Regions from separate parts of the Homo sapiens genome. Here region 2 is linked to region 1. The links are chromatin loops, found by intact Hi-C in ENCODE. Cell type or tissue: heart left ventricle. All regions are shown on one strand. Links, peaks and the distances in the headings refer to the core of each region. The heading gives the core; the rest is flanking DNA. Region 1 overlaps PACRG (parkin coregulated). Region 2 holds the start of LOC105378095 (a long non-coding RNA gene).

Evidence for each region. A loop is a pair of places that touch in the nucleus more often than their neighbours do. Peaks named below come from ENCODE experiments on the same cell type or tissue, not always from the same donor. Only the 100,000 strongest peaks of a DNase experiment are listed, where the experiment ranks them.
Region 2: it touches region 1 in a loop (2.7-fold over the local background); 4 of 110 quality-filtered maps call a loop at or near these places.

The regions. Positions count from the first base shown.
Region 1 is chr6:163,284,135-163,292,995 of GRCh38, forward strand. The region is part of intron 4 of PACRG (parkin coregulated); the gene reads left to right. Among named protein-coding and RNA genes, the nearest start is that of PACRG-AS1, 36 kb to the right of the region's middle. RefSeq lists enhancers at 6,739-7,245, 7,246-7,751. In heart left ventricle, for the core only: no CTCF peak of the experiment used is centred there; a DNase peak (open chromatin) is centred at 5,025; H3K27ac peaks cover 2,694 bases.
Region 2 is chr6:163,209,115-163,217,975 of GRCh38, forward strand. All of the region lies in intron 4 of PACRG (parkin coregulated), which reads left to right. It overlaps LOC105378095 (a long non-coding RNA gene), which reads left to right and starts at 162. Exons shown (of 2, transcript XR_943198.3): 1 at 162-275; 2 at 745-2,526. In heart left ventricle, for the core only: no CTCF peak of the experiment used is centred there; no DNase peak of the experiment used is centred there; H3K4me3 peaks cover 1,929 bases; H3K27ac peaks cover 1,899 bases.

The DNA of each region.
Region 1 (8,861 bases), core at 314-8,313:
TTTAATAAACAGATTTATTTTGAATTTTTAATTATTGCAATCCAAAGAATTATACAATTATAAAACTGTAGGTTTTCTGGAAGATTATCTTGTCCCTCTTGCCATCCTGCATAAAAACAAGCCAAGGTTCAGAGAGTTTGCTGCCAGCCCGGGGCCAGGCCAGCAGCTGCTGGACGTTCTGACCTCAGTCCCAGACTGTCAGCTCCTTTAGAGGGGAGTCATCTTCCGTTCCAGCCGGTATCACTGCCCTCTGGCCCCACAGAGTTCACGGGCATGAATTTCTTCCATGCACATGCTGAAGAACAGTGGTCTGGCAGAGAGCCTTGAACTAGGAACTGGGAGATGTGAGTGATTATTAGAAAATTGCTCATTAAAGCTCATAGTGTGTTTAACAGATTAATGTTATTTTATTTTAGATATTTTTATTTTAGATTTTTAAAACCATCTTATTCTAGATGTTTTAAAGCAAGAAATAAAACCGGTATTGAAACACATGACATCACATAAGTGCTCTTCCAGCATCTTGATGGTATTTGAGTTCTGGATGTCCAGAGCCGCCCCCAACCCCCGCTCCCCGCCTCCCTTCTGATGCCTCTCAGGGACTCGGCCTTCATGTGTCCAAAGGCAAATTCCTGCCCTTCTATCTCCTCAAGCCTTTGTCCTCCCCTGTTGCCCCTGCTAAAGCTGTTGCCATCTATCCCTTTGCACAAGAGAAATACAGGTATCCCTCTCTCTCACTTTATCAAATTCAACACCATGTTCTAGCTGTTTTTTAATTTTCCAAAATAGGTCTTCATTTCTCTACCACCCTAAACCAAGCCACTATCATCACATTGCCTGGGGCAGTGCAGTAGCCATTGACCTTCACACCCATCAAATATTGTCCAAACAGCAGCCTCGACTCAAAATCAGTCATGCACTGGTCCACTTGAGCCTTCCTTGGCCTCCTTTTGGCCCTTAGAATAAGGTGACCACCCATCCCAGGGACCTCAGGGCCAGCATCACCTGACTCCTGCCTGCTTGTCCAGCCTCCCCCAGACACCCCTCTCCCCACCCCACCTGCAACTCCACCGGACTCATCTCTGCTTCTGAACAGATCCAACTCTCCCCTACCGCAGGGCCTTTGCGCAAACCCTTCTCTTTGCCTGTGATCCTTTACGCCCCTGTCTCCTTCCTTGTTCGTCCCTCCCGCTTCCCCTGACACATCCCCACTCGGGCAGCACCCCCACCCCGCCAGCCCCAGTCCAGGCTAGATCTCCCGTCTAAGCTCCCACAGCACAGTAGCAGTGATGATTTATTTAAAGCTCCTCTTCCCTGCTAGAGTGAATCCCCATGAGGTCAAAGACCGGATCTTTTCTGTCAACCACTGTATCCTCAGTTCCTAGCACAATCCTGACATCTTTAATCTCTGCTTCACATCATGGCGGGAGAAGCCAAAGGGCCCCGGAGATATTTGCCAGAGAAGCAATTAGGAAAATGGCCCAGCCCAGAGAGCTGGAGCAGAAATGAAGTCCAAGGAAAAGAATGCACCGTCCGTGATGGGGAAGGAATAATAACCACAGCTCCTGCACAGGCAGAGCAGCTCGGATGCCTGTGTCATAAGGAGCAGAGCTGTCATGGATGCATATACTATGTGCGGCTCTGTATAAATTCCTCTCAGGTAGATGACAGCATCTAGCAAAGAACATTGCCCACAGTAGGTGCACCATCCGCCTCGACCGGTTTGATTTGACTGTAGACTCTGAAAGGAGCCTCACTGTTCAGCTAGGCTGCTGGAAGGGACTGAATGACTCCATCCCTTCATGACAGAGGCTCCTTGTCTTGAACTTGGAGGAAAATGCTCTATTGCATGGTTCTGTCGTGTAAATCACTTTTAAAAATTATTCTTCCCTCTATAAAAGTATGCATATTTTGGAGCATGATCTATCTTTATGCAAGTGGAGGGGTGAACGGAATATTTCATCAGGATAACCATTTACTGACAATTCATGCTATTTTATAGTCCATGTCTTTTGGAATGGATGGGAGTTTGTTATTCAGTGGTTTATAAAATCTTCCAGACTGAATGATGAGCTCACATCTGTTACAATTGGTATGGAAAGTAAAACTGGCGTGAGTTGTCCATAAATATTTATTGTCAGGAAATATCAGTATGTACAGCTGTTTTTAGGAAAATAATGCCTATTTTATTATTGATACATAAAGTGGGACATTTATGTTTACTACCCATAATAACACAGGTAGTAATAAAACAATATTCTGTAAAGAGTATCAGAGAGGCAGAAACAAAGATGAAATTTTGGTTTCTAAAGCAAGTTTTACAAAAACATTATTTAAAGACCATACTACTATTCTCAATCCCTTTCAAAGTGTTAAAAAACTTTAAGTCAGTCAAGAATTGGCAACTAATTTTCAGAATCAATAATATGATCATAATTTCTGCCATAGAAAATGGCTTTGCTGTCAAAGACCATCTTGAGAACAGGCAGTATATCCATGCTGAATTCAACAGTTCTTACCTCCTAATGTGAGCCTTGGTCATCTGGAAAGAAACAGGCTCCTTACTGAGTTCCATATCGTCCCTTCCTGCTCCCCAAAAGGCTTTTTTGAGGGAAAACTTTCCGCAACAGGTCACTTTAAAACTACATAAATATGTATATGTGGTATGTAAGTGTATGGATGTTTATGTACATGTGTGTATGTATATGCATATGTGTATTTATGTGTGTGTTTATGTGTACACGTGTAGATGTATGTGCATATATGTAGGTGTGTATTTGTATATGGATATGTATGTGACTGTGGATGTGTGCTTGCATATGTGTAGATATGTGTATATGTGTTTGTGTATCTGTATATATGTATATGTACATATGTGAATGTGTGTATGTGCGTGTGTGTGTGTGTGTCTTCCCTCAAAGACCATCTGATTATTTTTCCCATGCAGCAGATAGTACATGAGTAGTTTGCACCTAACTTTTAAAAGTCTTATGCGTATGGTTGGTGGCTGTCGGAACGAAAGTGATTTTTCAGGACAATGTCAGGCTGCAGAATCAAGGGCCCTGAGGAGAGAAATGGCAGGCAAATGCTGGGGTCGCATTTGCTTTGGTGTTCCTTGCAGGTCAAAAAGACAGCAAGCTCTTGCCTTTCACTTTGCAAAATCTGAACAACGTTTTGGAAACCTGGTCCCCACTGCTCTTACAGAAGGGAAAGGGACCCCTCACCAGGAAGAGCCAGTTTCCCAACCCCAGAAGCCGGGGACCCTCAGCCCTCCCAGCAGCCTTCGCCGCCACGTTTGTCCCCACAGGCCGCACACACGGCCATGCTCACCTCCTCCTGCGGAGGCTGCCCAGGCCCCTCACAGCCCGCAGGATCTGGGTCACACCTGAGCCAGCTCTGGGGACACTTCGAGGCTCTGCATTTCTTACATGTTTCTTTTCAATCCTGACCTTCTCTTAGATCACCCCAAAGGGACACCCCGAGCCCTGACCATTTACACAGATAGTCTTTTAACACTTGGAATGGAAGCATTTGAGCAAAGAACACCAGAAACAGAACACCAGCCAGTCTCCTGCCAGATGGATGACATTATTTTCCACTCATTTAACAGAGAAAAATAATTGAACGAGGAACCGGGGTACATGTGTTGCTCTGAGTGTGGCGTGCGCAGTTGGGAAACCTCAGAACGGTGTGGCCCGACCGTGGCCATGCTGAGGGTTTTGTGGTCTGGAGGTTCCTGGAGATTTTCAGGATCTCACATTCAGAATCCCACATTTTCAGAAACACCACAGAAGAAGCTATTTATTTGGCTTTGTTGTTTTCTTAAAAATTAAGGAAATGATTTGGAGAGACTAGGCCTCCGGGTTCTTGCTTTTCTTTTCCCCACAGAATTTAGACATTATTCAAACATTTATTCTGTATCATCTTTTTAGTTTGTTTTTCAAAAAAGACATTTATCTTGTGATAATGGCTAGTTGCAGAAGCTCAGTGAGATTCTCAGGTTTTCTTAATTGCAATTTCGTCTCATGCGCTTGAAATGCCAAGCACTAATGGTGTTTGAAGTGGGGCTGGCGTCTGATTCACCTTCAGAGTTATCTTGAGCTTTCAGCCACAAGAATTTTAAACCTGACAGTGGTAAAGAAATGCCCTTCTTTCCTGATTGCTCCGTGTGCGTGGTATTCTGTAACCGAGGTCATTAAAGGTAGACGTCACAGTGGCAAGAGCCCGACAGGCCTGTCTCCTGGTGTGCCACCTCCATACTTTGGGACTTACCTGTTACAGTTTCTTGGCCTTGATTTCCTCATCTGAAAAACAGGAGAATAAGCTCTGTTAAGCAGGATCAGTACAAGGATTAGATTCACTTATTAACATTCTCCTACATTTGAAATTCTAAATGAGCACAAAAGAGTTTCGCGACTGTCATACCTTTGAATGGGAACTAATAAAACTAAAAATCCCATGTTGCCAAGTTTATAATGCTGATTCATTTTATGCATCACTTTGCCTGAAGTTTCAGCATAAAATGTGCTCTCGATTATCTAAGAAAAATAATGCATAGAGAACTTTTTATGACCAAATACTCGTCTATACCACTCAACACTTTTGAATGGCTTTCCCAATTACCTTCCCGGAATATACAGGGACCATAAATTAGTTCTACAGAATATCTAAAATAACTACAATTTAGGGGGTATGTGTGTAGCAAAACATCATGGAATGCACTCTAAAGAGAAATACATGTGAATTCAGATTGCATGTTCTTCAGGAGGGACTTATTCAGATGCGGCCCTTCCTTAGTGCAATTAACTGTGAACTGCCACAGTGAGATCAGAAGGTCGTGCCCAGCAAAGGTGAAACACAGTGATAAAAGCAGTCCCTCCATCAGCGAGGACAGGCTCAAGGTCAGCCAGTTGCCATTGAGATGCTAGACTGTGGCATGCAGATGGGAGCCTGGAACTGGTCGCTGGAAACCACACCAACAAATTTGGAATTCCGTGCACTGATATCTACCCCACATGAGCAGAAACTGAGTTTGGCCGTGGACCGACTGAACCCTGCGCCAGTTCCCATGTGTCAGGACTCGCTGGTGTGCAGAGTATTTGCTGCGGCTTTGATCTCATTGTTTTAGTTTACTGGCTCTCCTGATTTGGCATTAAATGCGTTAGAACCTAATCAGTTCCAAGATGGCTTTCACGATGCGGTTCCTTTTCCTAACTATTTCCAAATCAATTCACTTAGGGACATTATAGGTTAAGAGTAGTTGTTGTTCTCATATGAATCTTGAGTCAGTTTTTCTTTTGTAAATAACTTCATTCTTTTTCATTGACCTCCTCAATATTTATTTCTAAATATTTTTAATTTTTTAAAATACTTAAGATTTCATTTGAAATAGAATTAAATGAAAGTTAAGGAAGCCTTATCATGAATCCAGTTCTGCAATGTCATTCTATTAATAGCTGCAGTCTAAATACCAGTCCCAGCCATCACAGCATGTCCATCGGGTAAATCCTCACTACGTGTGGCGCATGTTGTCCTCCCCAGCCCTGTACTAGTCCAGGAGGGAGTTATTCTGCTCCCTGCTTTACCTATGAGGAAATGAAGACCGGGAGTGGGGACAGGGGGAGCTGGTGCCAGGGCAGGGACAGAGCTTGTGCCCCCCACCTTGACCACAGCACCACTCAGTCCTCTTCTGTTTTTTTTTTCTTTTTCTTTTTTATTTTATTTTATTTTGAGGTGGAGTTTCACTCTTGTTGCCCAGGCTGGAGTGCAGTGGTGCCATCTCGGCTCACCGCAACCTCCGCCTCCCAGGTTCAAGTGATTCTCCTGCCTCAGCCTCCCGAGTAGCTGGGATTACAGGCATGCACCACCACACTTGGCTAATTTTGTATTTTTAGTAGAGACTGGGTTGGTCAGTTTATAATGACCACGTTAGTCAGTCTGGTCTCGAACTCCTGACCTCAGATGATCTGCCCACTTCGGCCTCCCAGAGTGCTGGGATTACAGGCATGAGCCACCACGCCCGGCCTCAGTCCTCTTCCAGTTACCCACTACCCTACCCAGAAGTCACGGCCAATCCCCACCCTGTGCCAACTCCAAATTCACTTAATTATCATACGCACATGTGCGCATGCACGCGCGCGCGCGCACACACACACACACACACACACACACACACACACACACACACACAGCAATCACTGAGTGACCATCTTAATGGGGATTGGGTTACATTCATAACCTATTTTGTAGGAGAGAATTTTCCAAGGGACCAAAAACGTTGACCAGACCCAAATCTAAAAAGTATTGCTGCCCCTGCGCCTGTGAAAATGCAAGGGACTGAGCCAATGGGAAGAAGGTGGGGAGAAGGGGCTGAGCGCCCCGCAGCCTGCCCCCACCCCTGGACCTGCGGCTGCCTCCACTTACTCCTGGGAACCTGGGCAAACCACTTCACTTCTCCAAGCCTCCATTGCCTCAACTTTCAGTAAGGATGCTAATCATAGCACCTGCCTCACAGTTGAGTTACTAAGATTAGATGAAATAATGCATTTAGGCACAGTTCAGCTCCTGGCACTAGAAAATATTCAACGGTGTTAGCACTGTCGCTATTACTGTGTCATGACTCAATGGGAGAGCACTTAAGCTAGTGCCTTCCACACAATGGTCACTTAAAAATGTCCTTAGTTAAATGAAATCGGATGCGCATGAGTTCAGCGTGAGGTCCGGGTCAGGGAGAGGAAGGGGCATTGGCGGGTAGGGTTGCGTCGGTGGGGCCTCCTCTCTGCCTCTGACTGGCCTCTTTGCCCCTCTGCTTTCCTGGTCAAAGGTTCGTAAGCAAACGGTTTCTCCCACTCCTCGGAACATGGACTTCCTTTCTGGAAGGCACTGGCCTGGCCATTTACCTCAAATGCCGGTGTTCCTGGCTTCAGTGCCCGGCTGCCCAGCGGCCTCTCCCTGAGTCTGGGTTCTCAGGTTTCTGCTCCGCCTCTAGATGACCCCTCTGCCCGCCAGAGCTGGCCTGCGGGTCACCCTGCAAGATGACCCTCTGCCTGCCCGAGCTGGCCTGCGGGTCACCCTGCAAGATGTCCCCTCTGCCCGCCAGAGCTGGCCTGCGGGTCACCCTGCAAGATGACCCCTCTGCCCGCCAGAGCTGGCCTGCGGGTCACCCTGCAAGATGACCCTCTGCCCGCCAGAGCTGGCCTGCGGGTCACCCTGCAAGATGACCCCTCTGCCCGCCAGAGCTGGCCTGCGGGTCACCCTGCAAGATGACCCTCTGCCTGCCCGAGCTGGCCTGCGGGTCACCCTGCAAGATGACCCCTCTGCCCGCCCGAGCTGGCCTGCGGGGCATCTGCAGCCCACGGGGCCAGAGACCCGGATGCAACTATGGGCCCGCCCCGTTTCCTCAGGCAGCTAGATTTCTCTTCATATTCCTTTTCCAACAAACGTCTCTTGAACATCGACTGAGTTGATAGACACCACGGAGCCTAATTCTTGTAAATGAGATATTTTCACAGTAACTTCAGAACGTGGTATTTGTCAAGGGCCTCTAGAGAAGCACCAACATTGCTAGCGCTTAAAAGAAAGACAAATGTCTTCCGACTCTGGTGATTCAGAGATCAAGGCACCTTCACAGATTTTCATAAGCAGAGCTGGGGAAGGAACTCCAGCAGGAAGAAATGACTCAAGGCCAGATGAGGAGGTGGGGAGGCCCTGACTCTTGTCTGGGGGTAACAATCGTGGTTTAACTGGATCCTGATGTTGCTGTGAGGGAGGATTAGAAGACAATTGGCCTGAAGCCCATCACGTAGGGCTTAATGCCAGGCCAGGGGAGCTGAAATTTATTCAACAGATAATGGTACATTTCTGAAGGTTTTCCCCAGTGGAGAAATGCAACACGAGCTGAGCTAACGAAGGTTTAAGTAGGCAGTGGAAAAGGGTGAATTTAAAGGGATAGAGAGAAGGCAGGAGAGGGCGGTGGGGAGGTTATTCCAACAGGAAGGTAAATTTGGAGACAGACCATAAGGGACAACGTGCGGTGGTGGCAACAGAAACAGAAAGGAAGACCGACCTCGACAGTCGAGGGGCTGGGGGATAGGATGGGCTTAAGCCAGCTCCTCCTGCACTTTCACAAGTGGCAAGACCCAACTCTTTTGGTAGCGTAATCCAGTGTCTTACCATTTTTCATGGAACCACATTTGCACTAAAATGAAGCATAAGAAATTCAGAATGGAGGAGGAATTGTTATGGGAAACTATCACTGGGCCCATGGCTTTTTGTTTTGTATTTTTGAGATGGAGTCTTGCTCTGTCACCCAGGCTGGAGTGCAATGGCACGATCTCGGCTCACTGCAACCTCCACCTCTGGGTTCAAGCAATTCTCCTGCCTCGGCCTCCTGAGTAGCTGGGATTACAGGCATCTGCCACCACGCCCAGCTAATTTATGTATTATTTATTTATTTATTTATTTATTTATTAGTAGAGATAGGGTTTCACCATGTTAACAGGCTGGTCTCAAACTCCTGACCTCAGGTGATCCACCCTCCTTGGCCTCCCAGAGTGCTGGGATTACAGGTGTGAGCCACCATGCCCAGTCCCCAATGGTTGTTTTAAATGGCACACAATTTGAAAACATCTAAATTTCCTGACCATTTGGCTAACCTTAATACTCTTTAATAATATTAAGTAATCTAAACCAGATTAGTTCAAAGTTCTGTTTCTTTCGATTTCTTTAAAAAGATTTTCCTCCATTCCTTGTGCGTTGCTATTACAGAAGACGATTGTTACCTTCTGATCAATGAGCAGGCGATCTCACAAACTTGCAAGGATTTTTTTCAAAGATAGAAATAGATACAGATTGATCCCGAA
Region 2 (8,861 bases), core at 242-8,241, 75 kb before region 1:
TTTCCCAGTTGACTAGAAGTTGAGTGCATTTAGTAAAGGAAGTACACAGTGAACTGTTGTTAGTATTTATCAGGAAACGTGATGAGTGGCCCTGAAATAGAGCATCTTACCATCCAAATTTCTCAGTAGCCTTAATAAAGAATAGTCAGTAGCCTTAGTGCAGACTAGCTGGAGTAGATCTAAGCAGTATTAATGTGGCAGTCCGCCTCAGCATGAAAGTGGAGCTTTGCAAAAGGACGAGAAATGGATTTGGATGGGCAAGGTTGAAAGTAGTTGTAAGTTGATCTGGCATTTTATATTTCATTAATCAATTTCTAAATCTATAATTAAAAGAAAACTACATTGAGTGGTTGGGCATAAAGTAGAGATTGAATGATACCCACAACAAATAATTGTTAATATTGACAGGTTATGCTACAGGGATTGCCTAATTTCACAGATGAGGGTAACACAAAATGAGACAACTGCTACATAATGTTTATTCTAAAGGAATATTATGACATTACTGAGTTTTGAATTTTCCTTTGTATTGACTTTTTCATAATGCATGAAATAAGCATACATCAACCTAGTTAATACCTGAACAAGACAACATATCCAAGCCATAATTTGATGTAAAGCATGTGACACAAAGGAAATATCATATTGTAAATATCGTACTGTAAACTAACAACTGAAAACTTCCATATGTCTAAAGTACACAAACATATTCTTTATTTTACCTTCACATTCTTTCTTTTAAAGAAAGAAAAGCCATTGCAACTCAGCAGTGAACAAGGCAAAGACAGTCAATTGAAATCAACCCTCCATTGCACAGTAAGAGTATATGTGTGAAGTTCTTGAGCCGAGCCCCTAAAAGTCTCCATGAACATCAAACCACGCCTGTTGGGGGACCTCAGTTCTCTACCAAATGTCTTGTTAATTGAGCTTTGGCAAATGTCTCCATGAGGACCATTGTCACCCGTCATGCTCATGAGAGTCACGGCCTACGCTTCCACATACTTTTAAAAATCTTATTAAAGATTACAGAGCAGTCAGGTGAGTACACAGACAATTACATCCAGACGATGAACAGAAGGACAGAATAATGTACTAACTTTCTGCTCTTTAATGGACTTTACCTGTGACCCAAATATATTCCTTCTAAAGCATTTATAGAACTATCAAAGTTTAGATATTGTAATACCAATGTGTAATCCATTCTATAATGCAGAATATCTTTCTAAAATGTGAAAAAGTGCCAAGTATTCAATTCAACACAGTAAGTGTTGAACATGAGGACAAAGAAAATTCACTGGAGGGCCTTCATTAAAAAATATCCCCACTGAAAATAAAGCAGAGACCACCAGAGTGGACAGAGCACTCACCATGGCCTTAGAAGGTGGAGCTTCCAAGCGGATGCACCCATTTCTATGGGCTGAGGACCATAACCTCTGAGCATTAACTTCCTCTTCCAAAGCACATGGATGATATCTACTGCAGAGGCATGTTGAAGGGATTAAATTGGTTAACGCATACTGAAGCAGCCACTAAATTTCTCTGTTAAATACATGTATCTCTTCCCCTTACTTTTGCTGAGAACAAAATAATTTCTGTTCTTTGTTGCACCCAGTTTGTACTGAAGGGCATAACCTTGAATATTTGAAAAGGAAAACTCTCTTCAGTTCAATGGAAGATATAGGACATGTTAAGTAAGAAACAGCAAGCTCTTTAAATCAGTGAATAGCTGTATTGGGGGGAAAAATGTGGTTCATCCCAAGGCAGCCAAAAGTTGACCTGGTGAACTGTCTGGTTGGTTTTATGCCCTATTTAAACACACATTAAACAGATCTGAAGTGTCTTAAAATGGAAAAATGTCTTCGTTCAAATAATAAGAACTTAATAAAATTCTTCATTACTTCACTGGAGCCTTATTTGACAATACTAAATTTTTTCTCCTAGGCTTACATGATAGATTCTATCACAGAATCTTTCTCTCCCACCACCTTTTTTTTAAATTCCCTTTGGCTCTTAACTCTACCATTATGACAGCAACACTTAAAGCTGACCTTTTTTTGACAGAGTTAGCAATTCTCCTCCAGGCTATGTAGTGATTCTTCAATGCTTATGTGTAAATTATGCAACTGTCTCATACTTCACAGAAACATTTTATAATCCTGTGTACTATTCCATCATTGGTTTAATGAAAACATTAACACTTGGTTTCCATAATATTTACCATATGGTAAAGTCACTGTTTTATAGAGTAAAGGGACAGATAGCTGAGGTCAATTTAAATAATTGTCTTAAAATTCCCCATGATGAACAAATTTTTTAAATTTATCTTATCTACCAATAGCATGGAAATATCAAGCTTATATACACAGGTGGACTTGCACCTTTACCGTATTTGATTATTTTTCATAACTTAGAATCTAGGCATATATCTATGTAATGGAGTTTTTACAGAAGCCTTTGGACAAGAACACATTTGTTGTAATTCTCGGTATTTAAATCAATTGCGCATAATAAAATGACTCATGAAAACATTCTACTTAATATGGTATATCTTCCCGTAGTAAAAGATGACTTCCTCGTTCCTCCCCCTATAAGAGTTACCAATGTAAGCAGTCGAAATGGTTGAGCCTCTTGGTTTTGCACTCCTACCAAGTCTGGTTTGTAACTAGGAAAATAAGCAAACAGGTCATGAGGGTATGAGGGGAGGGTAGCATAATGCAGTGCTCATTCTCTTCCTCTTCCTCAATAATTCAGCCCAAAGCCACCAAATGGAGCTGAGCACGTGCAGTCAGCGTCTACCTGCAGTGGCAGAGGGAGCCACTGTGGTCCAGGGAGGGGTGTCAGGGCCTAAGAAGAGTGAGGAAGACATCTGTGTGGTTGGGAAGCACTGCCAATGGCCCTGCAAGTGGGATCAGAATACCAGAGTGACCAGAAAGGCATCTGCATTGGGATGAAGAAGGAGTACAGAGCAGTGGGATATTGGTTACATACAGGGGTAGATCAAATGAATAAATATAAAAAGGATAATGGGAGCCAAGAGAGTTACAAATATGAAAAGATAGAGAATTTGAAAATACTCTGGGGTATTGGATTAGAGTTGAGATACTGGCATAAACTCATGATTTTCATTATAGATAAAGGTAGCTGTGGAAATGAGCATGGTTGTAACTATGTGTATGTGTGTATAGCTATGTTCACTGTGAGGGCCCGGGAGCAGTGGCACCCCAAAAGCAGTGAGCACATCTGGTACCTGGATTTTGGTTTCTAAGTACCATTCTCCCTAAAAAGGAACCAAAGCTCCTTGAGAAATGGCCAATTCCAGAACTAAGGCAGGAAAAGTCCAAGAATGATCTTGGAACAGAGCCATGTCAAAAAGAAAGAAAATGCTTAAAGAGCAAAGGAGACATGTGCAGGGGACACAGATGCTGGCTCAAAAGGGTTGCCCAATTGCCAAGTCAGGGACCCTTTGACCTTCAAAATAAATGATAGTAAAATGGGCTATAACCCATAGACTACATTAGGAATTAATGACTCCATATTAATATAAATGAATAAATGAATAAAAGTTTGATGAAAAATTGTATATTTACCATTATTTCATATTATCTCCCAACAAAATGCACATTAATTATAAAGGGAAGAAGAGTAACTTTACTTTGGAAACTGATAATCTTTTTTTTTTTTTTGAGACGGAGTCTCGCTCATCGCCCAGGCTGGATTGCAGTGGCACGATCTCGGCTCACTGCAAGCTATGCCTCCCAGGTTCATGCCATTCTCCTGCCTCAGCCTCCCGAGTAGCTGGAACTACAGGCACCCACCACCACGCCCAGCTAATTTTTTGTATTTTTATTAGACATGGGGTTTCACCTTGTTAGCCAGGATGGTCTTGATCTCCTGACCTCGTGATCCACCCGCCTTGGCCTCCCAAAGTGCTGGGATTACAGGCATGAGCCACCATGCCCAACCAGAAACTGACAATCTTAATTGAAGGATCAAGGTTAACATGGCTATGAAATGGACAAATTAAAAGCACGTGGCAGCTGATGGAGCACAGTGGGATATATCTGCCAGAAATGCAAAACCTGACTCTAATCATTAGGAAGTGTCAGACAAACCCCAATTGAGGGATGTTCAATTTTTAAAAAACAAAACTGCCCTGTAACCTTTTAAAATGTCCAGGGCATGAAAGTCAAGGAAAAAAAAAACAAAACAAAACTGAAGAACTGTTTTAGATAGGAGAATAAAGAGACATCACAAATAATGCAACATGTGATTCTGGATTGATCTTTTTGCTATTAAGGATGTTATTGGGACAACTGGCAATATGTGAATGAGTTGGGGATAAAGTGGTAGTAATATACCGGTGTTTGTTGCATTTCAGTGCTTGTGTTACGATTATGTAGGAGAATGTCCTTGTTTGTAGGGAATATACACTGAACTATTTAGGTTCTTTTTGGTGATAAATGAAGTTTAGTATCTTTTCATGTGATCATTGACCATTTATACTTTTTTTATGAAGCCTCTATGTATATCCTTTACCCATTTTTCTATTGTTTTGGTTATTTTTTTCTCATTGATTGGTATTAGTTATTTGTAAATTAAGGAAATTAACCCTTTGTCAGTTATAGGTATTACGAATACCCCCACTTAAAGTTTACAAATAAATCCATTGATCTTTTCCTCAAGGACAGTAAGGGATTTTGCTTAATTCTGTTTTTACATTTTAATTATTTGCTCTAACTGAAATTTACATTGGTTTAAATAATGAGATAAAGATCTAGCTGTACATTTTTTAAAATGATTAGTCAATTGCCCCAACACCATATAAAAAGTAGCCTCTCTTTTTCCCACCTTTGAAACACAACCTATATCACAATCTAAATTCTACTTTATTTTGATCTACTTTTGGACTCGATTCTGTTCTTAACTATTTCTTCTCCAGGGCCAACCAAACTCTTTTCATTAATAACATGCTTCGGTAGAGTATTGTCCAATAGAACCGTCTACAATGATGAAAATATTCACTGTTTACTCTGTCCAGTATAGTAGCCACCATCACATTGAGCCTGGAGATGTGGCTAGTGTGACTAAGGACGTGAATTTTTTATTTTATAAATTTCTAATTAATTTAAACTTAAATTTCAAATAGCCACATGTGGCTAGTGGCTACCATATTGGACAGCAGAGTTTTATTATCTTACTGGGGAGTTTCTACCCATTCTTTCCACAGTTTTCCAAGATATTCTCACACGTTTATTTTTCCTTCTCATAAGAAATCTAGACTTTCTGGTTTTCCAGAAAAGGTCACATTGAATTTACAGAACACTTTGGGTACAGTTGTTATACTTTTAAAGTATGACATCATTAAGCCTTCTTTTAAGTCTCTCAGTAGAGTTTTAAAGTTTTCTTTATATAAATTTATACATCATCTTTTAAATCCATTCATATATATTTAATCTTTTTTTAATTTTTATTTTGTTTTATTTGTTTGCTGTTGTAAATGGTGTACTTATTTCAATGTCTTTTACTATATTTTCTCACTGATAATTATTTATATATAGTGCAGCTATGTAGGTATATTTTGTAATCTTTTGGGTAATTCTCTTTATGTTTTCAGGTTGTTGTAATTCTTCTTTCCAGTATTCAAACTTTCTAGTTATTTCTCATTTAACACTGTTGGCTGCCATTTCAATGGCAGTTTTAAGTAGTTGTAGCAATGGTTAGGATCCTCGTCTTATTCCACACTTTAATAGGTATGTTTTAGCATTTTATCATTAAGCTTCATGCTGGCTTAAAAAAGAAATCTGTCAATTCTTGCCTTACCACTGATTTTTAACATCAGAAATGAAGGTTGACATTTGTTAACATGCCTCTTCTCCTACCTTCTATGTAAGTTATATAATTTACCTCCTCTAATATATTACTAGTATATATTAATTTGACCCATTTGTAATTTTTTTTTATCTACCCATGTATTCAGGAAATAAATGCCACTCAGTCACGGCATTTTTTTTTTGTGCAATGTACTGCTAAATTTCTTTGGTAATTATGTAAAGATTTTTGTAATATTCAAGATAATCATCTATTTTAGAACTATTCTATCATCTTTCAGTGTCAGTGGTATGCTGTCATTATTTAAAAGAATTTTGGAGGATTCTTTCTATAATAGTTTAAATAAGCTTAAATAGAGAAATATCATTCCATGGAAAGTGGAATTAATTTGCTTCTAACGCCATCTTGGCATGGCATATTTTTATGTTAATTTAGCAATAGCTTTAATAGCATGCATTGTTATATTGTTCTGTTTTCTGTCTCTTCTGGAGTCAATTTAGTAGATTCCATTCTCCTTGACTAGGTTGATCCTGATATCATTAATCTAATGCCAAATTTAGAAAGAGGATGTTTTAGGGAAATATGATAATTTTATTTCTAGTTCTGTTGCATTTAAGATGCTCATGGGACATCGAGGTAGAAACAGCCAATAAACAAATAGAATATATATCTTAGAGCTATTTATGAGCAATCTGGGCTGGAAAGGTAGCCACATGCATGACTGTGGTGGTTAATGAGATCACCCAAGGACAACATAAAGCAATGACGAGTAATGGCCCCTGGTGGAACCCTGGAAACCCCAACATTTAACTGGGTAGGAAGAGGAAAAGGCTTGAGAATGACAGGAGAGACAGAAAAGTCAAGAATAAAAGATCAAAATCTCCCAATGCTTCAGAAAGGACAAATAGACAAATACTGAAGCATACCCATTGGATTTATTGTTTAGGAGATCAACAGTGGCCTCAGCAAAAGCGATTTCCAGGAAGTGTTTGAGACAAAGCCTGCTTTTGGGTGGCTGTAAAGTGCACTGAAGGTCAGGAACCGCAGCAGTAAGTGTAGGATGTGCTCATCAGAAGCCCGGCTGGGAAGAGAAGGATCCATGAGTCTTAAGTAATTTTAGAGATCATTTTTCAATTGAACACATGAAATGTAGACTTTTCCCTCTTTTCTGTGTCCAGAGGACGTGAGAAAGAAAGTTTTTCCTGTGTTGTCTAATAGAGAGCTGGCCGTTGTAAAGAGCATCTGGGGACAGCTGCCTTGTCATGCACTTTGAGGGATCTGGGACACCAGGGTGATGTGGAGATGTGAAAGGAGGGCCATAAAGCAGTGTCTGTCCCCAGTGGAGCCAGCACCAAGGGCAAGGGCTGGAAACCGAGGGGCTTGCACATCACCAAGGAAACCAAGGTGGAGGAACTTAGACAAAAACCTGGTGGAGGATGGGCAGAAGACAGTAATGAAACCATCGATTCACAGGCTGCTCTCAAGAGAAAAGGGGAAGAAAAACGAAGAGGAACACAAACTGAAGGCAGGATTTTTAAGGAAATATTTACAAATGCTTGAAAACTATAATTAATGTAAAGCAAGGATAGCTGATAAATAGAATATCTAAAATGCAAATGAGAGCTTAATGGCTTAGAAAAATCAAGTTGAGTCTGACTACTTCACCCAGCCCTCAATAAACACCATCCATCTACCCTTCAGCGCACCCAGCCCCCGTACACACATGCGTGTGCATACATATGCACATGTACACACAACGCAGAGATACAACTTTATCATAGTGTGAGATGCTGTCGTATTTGGCAACATTGCTATATTTTCCCCCAATTTGCTGTCCAATTTATTTTAATTATTTATATTTAGGAAACCCTCTTCCAAGAACAAAACCACCTATTATTTAAGGTTCTGCTGTCTTTAACTAGCACTGCAACTTTACAATATTCAATGTGCTTGCTTTCAACTTGCATTGTCTAATTAAATCCTCCAATAATCCATATAAAAGCAATGATCGTTTATACTTGCTGTATCTACAGAATTACATTCTCCATGAGGAACTTTGAAATACCCACAAGCATTCCACCAGCACGCCTTTGCAAGTGAATCTTCCCAATTTTCATTCAAAACTTCCGTTGAGTCCTAATAGGACTGGGGTCTGGGCACAAGTGTGAAAGACTCTGGGATGGGCAGAACCAGGCTTGGCGATAGAGGCTTAGCCTGACTAAATGAGGCCTGGGAATGTACCGCTCCCTGCAGAAGCTAGGGGTGCAGCCCGATTGTTGTAGGTATGATGCCCAAAGGCTAAAACAAGCTCCTGGCAAGCACCAAAGGAAAGCTCAGACTCAGGAAACTCACCCCCAACGGGAGCCCAATCCCAACAGAGCAGGTGATAGGCAGGTCTAGGCATACGCCAGTCCCTGGACAGGAAGGCCAGGGTTCCAGGGGAGGCCCAGTCACAGATACAAAGCCCACGTCCACGCAGTCTGCTCAGGAGGGGAGGAGGGGCATCCGCTCACTTGAAACCTTTGATCATGATTCTCAAATAGGCAACAATCTTTCTACATACCCCGAGGGTAGGGGTTCCCGGGGTAGGGGTCCCCAGCCCCCGGGCCATGGACTGGCACTGGTCTGTGCTCTGTTAGGAAGCAGCTGCACAGCAGGAGGTGAGCAGTGGGCAGGTGAGCAAGGCTTCATTTCATCTCTATTTAGGGTTGCTCTCATTGCTCGCTTTACTGCCTGAGCTCCGCCTCCTGTCAGATCAGCAGCAGCATTGGATTCTCACAGGAGTGTGAACTGTGTTGTGAACTGTGCATCTCAGGGATCCAGGCTGTGTGCACCTTGTGAGAATCTAATGCCTGATGATCTGCCACTGTCTCCCATCACCCCATCACAGATGGGACCATCTAGTTGCAGGAAGACAAGCTTAGGGCCCCCACTGATTTTACATTATGGTGAGGTGTATAATTATTTCATTATATATTACAATGTAATGATTATAGAAATAAAGTGCACAATCAATGTAATGCACTTGAACC